2 separate regions of the Homo sapiens genome follow, and region 2 is linked to region 1. Evidence: chromatin contacts called from ENCODE Hi-C or POLR2A ChIA-PET data. All regions are on one chromosome and are shown on one strand. The core of a region is the stretch at or near the end of the contact, and the rest is flanking DNA. Distances in the headings are between cores, read along the strand shown. Region 1 has its middle 49 kb from the start of PTPRK. Region 2 overlaps LOC105377998 (a long non-coding RNA gene).

Region 1 (5,663 bases), core at 1,543-4,042:
AAATTATTTTCCTATTATGGCTCTAAAATTGTATGGTTGGGGCATCCTCCCTCCCTCCTTTCCCCCCTTCCTTGCTTCCTCCTTTGAAATTATGTGTGTTGGTAGGTTGCATTAATCATCAGTTTTATTTCAGGGTCATAAAAGGAGTGTAACAAAATAAGTATAATAAAAAAGGAATGTTGGATATGTTATGACTGAGAGGCACCTTAGCAGAAGCCAAAAGTTGACTCCTTGGACTATAAGAGAAGCCTCTTCAAGGAAAATTGTAGTGCTCTGTCCATAAAGAACTGTGCAAACACTACCTACCCCCACCTCGAAATACTTTGGATATTCAGGCAGAGCCAGAGCTACTGTCAGTGGAAATATTGACCTTAGTATGTCATTTAATTACCTGAGCTCTATCAAGAACCTTGTAGACCTGTGAGCAGAATATGAAATAGAGCTTACCTCCTATAGTTTGATAAGAGCTCCACAGAGCCACAGTGGAAAATTAAGCAAATTCCTAGACAATTTCAATAAAAATGGTCTATTTTTAAAGTTATTCTAAATAAAAATTAAAAATTTGTGTTAACCTTATTTTGGTTACTAAATGATAATGAACATACCTTTTCAAAATTAAAATAAAGTTTACATTCTTCTTGTGGGGACACTTTTAATTTCTGCTTAGATGATTTATAATGGAATTCATCACCAAAAGATAATTTAATTATATGACGGTAGTTTACATATAAATTAGAAAGTTTTAGGCTGGGCACAGTGGCTCATGCCTGTAATCCCAGCTCTTTGGGAGGCCAAGGTGGGTGGATCATTTGAGGTCAGGAGTTTGAGATCAGCCTGGCCAACATGATGAAACCCCGCCTCTACTAAAAATACAAAAATTAGCCGGGTGTGGTGGCATGTGCCTGTAGTCCCAGCTACTTGAAGGGAGGCTGAGGCAGGAGAATCACTTGAGCACAGGAGGTGGAGGCTGCAGTGAGCCGAAATCACACCACTACGCTCCAACCTGGGTGACAGGGGGAGACTCTTTCTCAAAAAAAAAAAAAAGAAAGTTTTAGGTTTAAATTTTTTTTTTTCTTCTTGGTGAGACGGAGTCTCTCTCTAACGCCCAGGCTGGAGTGCAGTGGCACGATCTCGGCTCACTGCAAGCTCCGCCTCCCGGGTTCACGCCATTCTCCTGCCTCAGCCTCCCAAGCAGCTGGGACTACAGGCGCCGGCCACCACTCCCAGCTAATTTTTTGTACTTTTAGTAGAGAGGGGGTTTCACCGTGTTACCATGGTCTCGATCTCCTGACTTCGTGATCCACCTGCCTTGGCCTCCGAAAGTGCTGGGATTACAGGCGTGAGCCACCACGCCTGGCCTTAATTTTTTTTTTAATTCTTTACATTTTCCAATGGAGTAATTATATCCCTGAGTTACAAGTCAAATGCGAGCCTCCATCAGATTTCTTGGCTCCCTTCCTAAAGACAATAGAGCAACTCATTACTCTGCTTCAGAATCTTTCTCCCAACCTTTAGGCTTCTCTAGCTATGTAGTGATGGGAGGAAAGGTGGTGGTAGGGTGGGGTTGGGCACAAATTCCTATTCCTTTCATGACTGTTTTACAGTTGCTTCCTTGTAGGGACATGCCACAGAAAGAAGACACTACAGGATCCAGAAATACTTAAATAAGATAATTTGTGGAAATCTTATCCCTTAAATATCTTCAGGGAGAAGTATCCTTAGCAACTTCTTCTTTCTATAGGCAAATCATGGCTGGGTAGGTGGTGGTCTTCTGCTTCCAAGAAACCGGCAATCAACAACTCAAGTTGCCTCACTTCTCATATACAAGTCCCAGCAAGAGCCTAGATGAATTCACTAATGCACTTCATCCTCCTGCCCTCTTCCTGGTTCAGGCAATAATAATCATAGATCGCCATTGTCAATTCTTTTTTGTTAGACATGATGCTTTTTAACATTATTTCATCTAATGCTCACAGAATCTCTATGTGGTTAGAAATACTATTACTTTACAAATGAAAGAACGCAAAATAATTGAGGGATGTAGATAACTCTCTCGAGATAATGCAGTAAACAAAGGGTGATATCATTTTGCTGTGTCCCCACCCAAATCTCATCTTGAATTGTAGCTCCCATAATTCCACGTGTTGTAGGAGGGACCTGGTAGGAGATAATTAGATCCTGGGGGTGGTTTCCCCTATACTGTTCTTGTGGTAGTGAATAAGTCTTAGGAGACCTGATTGTTTTATAGGGGTTTTCCTCTTTTGCTTGGCTCTCATTTTCTCTCTTGTCTGCTGCCATGTAAGATGTGCCTTTCACCTTTGGCCATGATTGTGAGGTCTTTCCAGCCATGTGGAACTGTGCATCCATTAAGCCTCTTTTTCTTTATAAATTACCCTGTCTCGGGTATGCCTTTATCAGCAATGTGAAAATGGACTAATATAAATGGCAGGGCCCATAAATGAACTCTATTCTGTTTAACACCAGTGTGTATCGTTCATTCATTCAACAAAACAATTCAGTTACTTAATATGTGCCAAGCAGTGAGTTAGGTATTGAAAAAGCAATGATTAAAAAGACAGAAGGTACCTTTCTCCTGGGAGGTTAAATTTTACTGAAGGAAATAGAGGGAACCAAGGAAATAAAATTAAGTAGTTACAATATGTAATAATTTTGATGAAGAAATCACATAGGGATCCCCAGGAGGGCAGAAAGGTATTTCAAGCAGAAAGTTCAAGAAAGGTCTCTCTGAGTAATGACCATTTAAGCTAAGTCTTTAGGAAGACAAAGGGTGTGGCCTGGAAAGGCTGGTGGGGGCAGAAAGAGCATTCCAGAGATGCACACCAGCCAGTGCAGAGGATGACTCACACGCAGTTTGGTGAAGACTGAAGGGGTCATAAAAGTAAAGCATTTTTTGGAGTGTAATTTGGCAATAGCCATCCACATTTTAAGTACATTTAAATTTTCTTTGGGTGCAGCAATTTCTTTTCTTGTGGGCTTTAAAATAAGTGTTGCATATGTGAACTAAGCCACACAATCAGGTAGACATTACACTTTCCTAAGGGACAGAGAGACATGGGATCTCAGGTTTTTCTTGCTGTTTTCTTTTTTTAATGTTTTCTTCCTCTTCTTATTTTAATCTTCTGGGCTATAAGTTATAATGCTCCTTTTAGACTTTTTTTTTCCTACCCTGCAGGCAGTCACCTGATAGAGAGGTTTCCTGGAATAGTAATAGGAAAATAATGCACAGCAAAGCTGACACACCACATGCCGAGCTGTACTGAAGGCACAATCATAACTTTTAATAACGAAAGTTTCTTTTGGTAAAATAATATCTTTCCAGCTGTCCTAACAGATACTAATGTGAAATGCTCCCTTGGGACAGGACGGTGGAGAGAAGTCACCCCCGTTCCAGAGGGGCATGCCCTTGGCTCAGAACCTCAGAGCACTAACATAATGTAGTACTAAGATTGCAGTGACACCAGTAAAACCTGCTCTGTAGGACTGCAACAGGCTACATTTTTTTTATTTGTGCTTTTGTTTTCCTGTAAATCACTTTTGAGTTTCTGTTTCTCAAGTCTGGAAGCAGCAGGTGTGTAATTTTGGCAGAACTTTTCCCAGCCATTATCTAGTGGTTTATTGTTTATTTAGAGTGTGGGGGTGAGTTATAATAAAGAGATTGGCCCTGTGGGTTAAGACTGGGCACATTTCTATTTACAGTCCTACCAGGTCTTCACATTCTAGGCAAAATGAAAGGCTAAGCCAGTTATCCAGATAGTTCAGGCCAAAAGGTAAACACAAAGAGAGGATGATTTAGTGCTGTCCCACCTCCGGCTTACGCTTCTGAGGTAACAACCACAGGGTTCTGCTTTGGTTTGGCAATGGAAATCTGAGTTCTCCTAGCTGTGACTTGTGTTAGGAACGTAGACTCTGTCCAGCTCAGTAGGCTGTGACATAGAAAATACATGAAGTTAACTTGGGCATAGAGATAGACATGATCCAATTCCCGGTTCAAAACTTATCCCCTATTGCCTTGTTTCTTTTCCTTTTATATGCTCTTACATCTCTAGTGAAGTTTGCCATCAGTATATTTAGTTGTATTAAAAATTCTCCAGGTTCAGTTAATGCGGTCATTTTGGGTAGACTGTGACATACATTTGCATGGATTTGGTCTCCCTCCCTCCCTCCCTCCCTTCTTGCCCCGCTTCATTGCTCTCTTATTTCTTTTCTTCCTTTCTTACTCCCTTCCCTCATCACTTCCTTCCTTTCTTCCACATTTATTTAATGTCTATAACCAGAACCCATGCTACATATTTGAGAAACAAAGTCAAACAAAGCATACATTTATTTTCTAATAAACTAACAGTGTAGTTGTTGGGGAAAAAGAAAAGTAAATGAAAAATTATAATATTTTGGTTAAAATATACATTGGAAGCTGCTGGAAAAGAATTCATGAACACAACTTAGTTGTTTTTAGTTTTACAGGAAGTGAACCTGATATACAATTATTGGTGGTCTAGAAATACAGATGAACTGGATAAAATAATTTTGAAAAAGAGGTTTAATCTTTCTCACTGAAAATCCATTACAGTATGGAACATATTTATTTCTTCTTTGAATTATATACATTTCCTAACACATAATAGATGCTTAATTAAAATGTTTGAAAGAAAGGAGATGTAAATGTCACAATTTTAAAAAGTAATGATTTGGCTGGGCATAGTGGCTCGTGCCTGTAATCTCAGCACTTTGGGAGGCTGAGATGCAAGGATCGCTTGAGCCCAGGAATTTGGGACCAGCCTGGGCAACAAAGTGAGACCTCGTGTCTACAAAAATAAAAGAATAAAAATAAAAAGTACCCAGGCACAGTGGCCCATTCCTGTAGTCCCAGGTACTCAGGAAACTGAGGCAGGAGGATTGCTCTAGCCTCGGAATTGGAGGCTGTGGTAAGCTATGATCATGCCACTGCAATCCAGCCTGGGTGACAGAGCAAGGCCCAATCTTTAAAAAAAAAAAAAAAAAGAACAGAAAAAAAAAGAAATGATTCTTTTTTGTAGAGAGTATTTAGAAAACATTTTATGCCATGCTTTTCTGTATTAGTGAGGAAAAAACTGAATATAATTTACCTTTTCTTTGAGAACTCAATCATCAGTATGAACAATGATTACTTAAGTGAACTTTAGGTGTTCAGGCAGAGGAAGATGTAGGGTATAGGGCCAGTGGGTAGCAACACGAGCAAGTGCATCACATATTCTTTATTGAAATGATCTCATTTGCTGAATGCTTGCTTCTAGTTTATTTTTATTGGATAGTTTCCTTTCTCACATATGTGGAAGAAAACCAATGTATTGCTTGGCCCCTAGGGAAGTGTAATGTGGCTATTCTTTCCCAATGTAAATCATGGAATAAAAATCCACAGCCTTCTCTCAAATTATTTTCTTACCCTCCAGAAAAATTCCTTTCTCTCCTTGTCATTTGATTTCTCAATAACATTCAGATCATTATCTCTTTTTCCAACCTGTCACTATTAACATATCAACTTCAATATATTTTCTATATATTTACACTATCATTTATTGAACAAATATTTATTGAACACCTGCTATGTATCAGACATTGTTCTAAGAGTTGAAGGTGCATCATTAAGCAAAAGTCAGAATCCCTAA
Region 2 (5,663 bases), core at 2,085-4,584, 86 kb after region 1:
TACCTCAGTCACTTGATGATGAACTCCCCCTGAGGTCCCAAATGTGGTGTGTGGTATAGTTGTCAATGCAAGCTTTTGATGCCAAAAGTTCAAATTTTGCCATCAGTTCAAATTCTACCCCATATCTCATGTTTCTACTCTGGCTGGTGTGAAGGGCAACTTATGCCAAACTTATGTGAGCTTGCTGAATTTTTCTCTATAGCACAACACACCTGTGCTTTCAGGACTAATTGAGCTCAGTTGCACATACGCCACTTCAGTTTGATAATGGAATGCTGCTATACACTCTTTAAAAAATTAAATCAATGTTATTGAGATTTAATTTACATACCAAAATGCATTCATTTTAAGTGCAGAATTTGATGAGCTTTGGCAAATGTTCTCCCTGTATGACCTTCACGAAACCGAATATATAGAATATTTCCTTCATTCAAAAATTACCCAGTGCCTTTTTGCAGTCAGTACCTGCACTTATTCCTGCCCCAAACAAACACTGATCTGATTTTTATCACTATAGATTGGTTTTGCCTATTCTGGATTTTTACATAAGTGGAATCATACAGTGTATAGTCTTTTATGCCTGGTTTTATTTCACTATATAAAGATTCTGAGATTCATCCATGCTGTTGCGTATATCAGTAGTTGGTTCTGTTTCACTGCTGAGTAGTATCCCATTGTTTGAATATATCACAATTTGTTTACCCATCACTGTGTTGGATATACTTGTACAAGTTCTTTTTTTTTAAATCTTTTTTTTTATTATTTATACTTTAAGTTTTAGGGTACATGTGCACAATGTGCAGGTTAGTTACATATGTATACATGTGCCATGCTGGTGCGCTACACCGACTAACTCGTCATCTAGCATTTGGTATATCTCCCAACGCTATCCCTCCCCTCCCCCAACCCCACAACAGTCCCCAGAGTGTGATGTTCCCCTTCCTGTGTCCATGTGTTCTCATTGTTCAATTCCCACCTGTGAGTGAGAATATGTGGTGTTTGGTTTTTTGTTCTTGCGATAGTTTACTGAGAATGATGATTTCCAATTTCATCCATGTCCCTACAAAGGACATGAACTCATCATTTTTTATGGCTGCATAGTATTCCATGGTGTATATGTGCCACATTTTCTTAATCCGGTCTATCATTGTTGGACATTTGGGTTGGTTCCAAGTCTTTGCTATTGTGAATAGTACCGCAATAAACATATGTGTGCATGTGTCTTTATAGCAGCATGATTTATAGTCCTTTGGGTATATACCCAGTAATGGGATGGGTGGGTCAAATGGTATTTCTAGTTCTAGATCCCTCAGGAATCGCCACACTGACTTCCACAATAGTTGAACTAGTTTACAGTCCCACCAACAGTGTAAAAGTGTTCCTATTTCTCCACATCCTCTCCAGCACCTGTTGTTTCCTGACTTTTTAATGATTGCCATTCTAACTGGTGTGAGATGATATCTCATTGTGGTTTTGATTTGCATTTCTCTGATGGCCAGTGATGGTGAGCATTTTTTTCATGTGTTTTTGGCTGCATAAATGTCTTCTTCTTTCTGTAAACAAGTATTACTAATTTTCTTGGGTAAATAAGAATTAAATGACTGGTTTGAATGTTCTGTTCATGTTTCGCTTTACAAGGGACTCACAAAATGTTTTCCAAATGATGGTTGATTATTCCCACCAACATTATAGTAGAGTTCTAATTGCTCCACATTTTTGCCAGTATTTTGTATTGTCAGACTTTTAACTTTAGCAATTTCTAACGGGCATTTGGTGGACTTAATTTTGATTTTTCTGTTGATTAATGATGTTTCATATGCCCATTAGCAATTTATATATCTTTCTATGTGATGCATCAGTTCAACTCTCTGTCCATTTAAAATTTGATTGTTTTTCTTATTATTTAGTTGTAAGAGGTCTTTATATATTCTGGAAACTAATCCTTTGTCAGAAATTTGTACTGTAAATGTTTACTCCCAGACTTTATCTTGCCTTTTTATTTTTGTCAAAGTGTCTTTCAAAGGGCAGTCATTTTTAATCTTGATGGAGTACAAGCATCAGTTTTTCTTTTACGTTCATGCTTTCTACATAGTATGTAAAAATAACACAAAAAACAATATAAACAGTATAGCAAGGTCACAAATATTTTCTACTATATTTTATTCTAGAAGTTTTACAGTTTTAACTTTCACACTTAGGGCTATGATTTAAGTTAATTTTTATGTATGATTTGAATTAAGCATTAAAGCTTATTTTTACTTTGCTATTTTTATCTCTGGTTTGAGTTAGGTCTTCTTCATATCATCCATGTTTCTATTTAAAATGCTTAATATTTCCTCTATTAAGCTTAACTATCCTAACTTAACTTAACTATCCTAACTTAACTTAACTATCCTAAATATTTAGGCAGCCAACATTGGGCCACATAAAACAAATTCTTAGAGACCTATAAAGAGACTTAGATAACCACACAATAATTGTGGGAGACTTAACACCTTACTGACAGTGTTAGACACATCATTAAGGCAGAAAACTAACATAGATATCTGGGACCTATTGGTTCTTGAACACCTGGATAGAGTTGTAATAACTGTTTTAATGTCTTTGTTTATATGTTCTATCATCTTCATAATTTCTGGGTCAGTTTTGATTTAATTTTTTCTCTTCGTTATGAGTCTTATTTTCCTGCTTTTTTATGTTTGTATGGCAGACTTTGTGAAATTTACCTCATTGAGTGATGGATATTTTTGTATTACTATAAATGTTGTTGAGCTTTGTTCTGGGACATAGTTAAGTTACTCGGAAACAGATGGGTTCTTTCAGGTCTTGAATTTAATCTTTGTTAGGTGGGATTAGAGCAGCTAATTTTGTCACGCTACTGAAGAAAAGCCATTATGCATATACTACTCAATGCCCCATTTTCCACTCTGACTAGTGGGTAGAGAAACTATTCTTGGCCCTGTGAAAACTCTGTAAATTTTCTCCTCTAATCCTTTTGGGTTGTTCTTTTTCCATCCTCAGAGAGTTTCCTCACAGAAATACCCTGATTAATACTCAGCCAAAGCCTTGAGGGAAGGGAGATCCTGTGAAGATTTCTGAATCTCTGTGTAACTTTCCCCTCTGGTACTCTGACCAGCAAAATGTAGCTTTCTCCAAAGAGACCTGAGCAGTTTGTCAGGGATTAGAGTATACTGGCTCCTGAGTGGTGTTAGCCAGGGAAATGAAATGTTTTGTGGTGATGTCAATCAATTTTAAGGCATCATTTCCTCATTGTCAGACATATCTCTCACATAGGCAAGGAAGCTCATGTCAGCTGACTAGACATCCTCTCTCCAGGACAATGGTGGAGATTCCCTGTGAATCTAGCCCTCTTGGTCTCCGTTTCCTTTTGTTGCATGCCAACATACCCCTGCTTGATAAACCCTCTTTCTTTTGTGGTAAGTTTGTAGCTCTCTCAGTCCCAGTGACATTACAATCTTTGCTAATTAGTCATCTCACTTGGGGTTTCCAAAACTCTTTATTCACAAATACTGATAGTCCTATGAGTCATTCTTATATATGAGTAATTCAGTAATTTTGTGTTGATTTTTACCAGTTTTATCTCAAAGATCAATTTCATTGTAAATGTTGTGACTATAATTACTGTGAATTAAGAATTTTTGAACATATTCCTATTTAAAAAAAAATCTTTGCTAGGACCATCTATCTTATTTGTATGAGCTCCTTTATAATCTAGATTTTTGGGTATTATTTATTTGTTAATATCTTCTAGTTTGACCTTGCCCTTATTTTGGTTCTATTTCATTGTCCATAGAATTAAAATAATTTTTTTTGTGGTGGATTGGTCGGTGAGGGGAGGCAGTGGCAGACAGGGTCTTGCTCTTTTGCCCAGGGTGGAGTGCAGTGGCTCAATCATAGCTTTGTAACATCAAACTCCTGGGACTCCATACATGCACTATGACTGGCTAATTAAAAAAATTATTTTGTAGCAGTGGAATCTTGCTATGTTGCCCAGGCTGGAACAGAATTAAAATTCTAATATAGTAAAAAGTATAAAATCTTTACATTTATTGTTTCTTCTCTTTAATGTATACGAATGAATTAATATTTAATCTAGAGACCTGAAAAGCATTAAATTCCATTTTCTGGTAGATTTTTGAATATATATTTTATTTTTGTAGACATATTAGAGTGTTGTTCCGTCTCTCATATTTTTCTCCTTCCTGACTACTCCTCTCATCACTTGGCTAATCCATAGCAGCATGGGGGTGGGTCCATAATAGCCCTGTTGGCACAATCTGATTCTTCCTCTTTGATGATGGTTTATTTTAATCCAGTGACCATCTGAATCAAGATGGCCTAATTAGCATTATTTTCCTGGGACTTTAAATCTGGGCTGTAAAATTTAAATTGAAAACAAGGAGAGTCACTTGAATGAATAAGATGTAATCTTAGGACACTGTAGAAGAGATATCTTAGTTATGATATCACTGGGGTGTTCAGAGAAAGAGGTGAATAAATGAACTTAATGCTCAGTAAGAAGCAGAAGTGAGAGGAGGAAGGGAATTTCCTGGGATTTTTATGTCTTCTGCTTCCTAGTTCCAGTGTTTCTCTAAAACCAGCCTGCATTTCTGTTCTTGGTCATTAATAAAATGTACTTATATCTTTATAATAAATTCTCTCTTTCACTTACTTTAGCTAAATTTAGTTTATAGTACTTCTAATTCAGGAGTTTTAACTAATAAAGAATTCAAGTTTTTTCCCTTTTTTGTAATAAGTTTGGTGTAAGCTGTCAGATGGAGTATCCAACATTCACCCTAAGAGTAGGAACTAGATAAATTATATACCACCTTCTGGGCAGCATATGAAGGCAGTTCACAAAAGAAAGAGGCTGAGGTCAAGGCAGAAGCTAGTTTTGTATATTACTACCAGATCTTATAATTTCTAAGACAAAAGAAATTAAGCTTGAGCTAGGTTAGAAAACCGTGGGAGAGACTGGTTAAGTATCAATACCTAGCCTGGAGAAGGGGCAGACACAAAATGGAAGAGTAATAAGAGAAGACTGGAAATAACACTTAGTTAAACTAGATAATCCATACAGAATCAATCTAGAAAGAGTCTCATGATTAATAAGTTTAGTTAATCCTTTATTTTTTTCATTTAGAAGCTATATAGGCATAGGGTACTGGACAAAACCGGCATATACAGCAGAAACCAAGGCAAACACAGCCCTTCCATTATGGAGCTCACATTCTTGTGGGATGGAGAAGGAAGGTATTAAATAATTAAGTATACATTTATTCATTCATTATTACTGTAATGAGTACTGTTAAGGAGAACCATTAAAGTTTAAGCTGAAGGAACTTGACCAGGTCTGGGTGACAAGGAATGATTCTTTAAGAAAGTGAAATAAAGTATCTTTGCATATATTTTCTAGGCCAGATGTTTAAAATAGTAGACTTGTTCCAGTGGGCATGTGGATTTTTTTTTAAAATCACTTTATAATTACTTGTAACAAAAACTGGTAGAAATGCAAAAGTGTATGGATTTAAATTTCTGTGTTCTTTTTTTTATGCCTTTGACATTAATTTTCTTCTTGAAATAAGTGTTAGTCATGTGACTTAAAATGCAGAAAATGATACACATTGTCTAGCTTTGTCAGA

The links. A loop is a pair of places that touch in the nucleus more often than their neighbours do. ChIA-PET counts read pairs that join two places held with the same protein, here RNA polymerase II (POLR2A).
Region 2: a map of PC-9 shows a loop between it and region 1 (5-fold over the local background). The contact joins two enhancer-like sites. A Hi-C loop is called at or near these places in 2 of 168 maps with a recorded cell type or tissue (PC-3 and PC-9). POLR2A ChIA-PET finds 5 or more read pairs at or near these places in 2 of 52 experiments (MCF 10A and activated T-cell).

The regions. Positions count from the first base shown.
Region 1 is chr6:128,567,084-128,572,746 of GRCh38, forward strand. No RefSeq gene overlaps it. Among named protein-coding and RNA genes, the nearest start is that of PTPRK, 49 kb to the left of the region's middle. Within about 2 kb of position 2,793, at least 5 of the 41 ENCODE cell types and tissues checked have a DNase peak (open chromatin) inside an H3K27ac peak, as active enhancers do; they include PC-3 and PC-9, where a contact is called at or near this core.
Region 2 is chr6:128,652,862-128,658,524 of GRCh38, forward strand. The region is part of intron 1 of LOC105377998 (a long non-coding RNA gene); the gene reads left to right. Among named protein-coding and RNA genes, the nearest start is that of PTPRK, 140 kb to the left of the region's middle. RefSeq lists an enhancer at 2,675-3,874. Within about 2 kb of position 3,335, at least 5 of the 41 ENCODE cell types and tissues checked have a DNase peak (open chromatin) inside an H3K27ac peak, as active enhancers do; they include PC-3 and PC-9, where a contact is called at or near this core.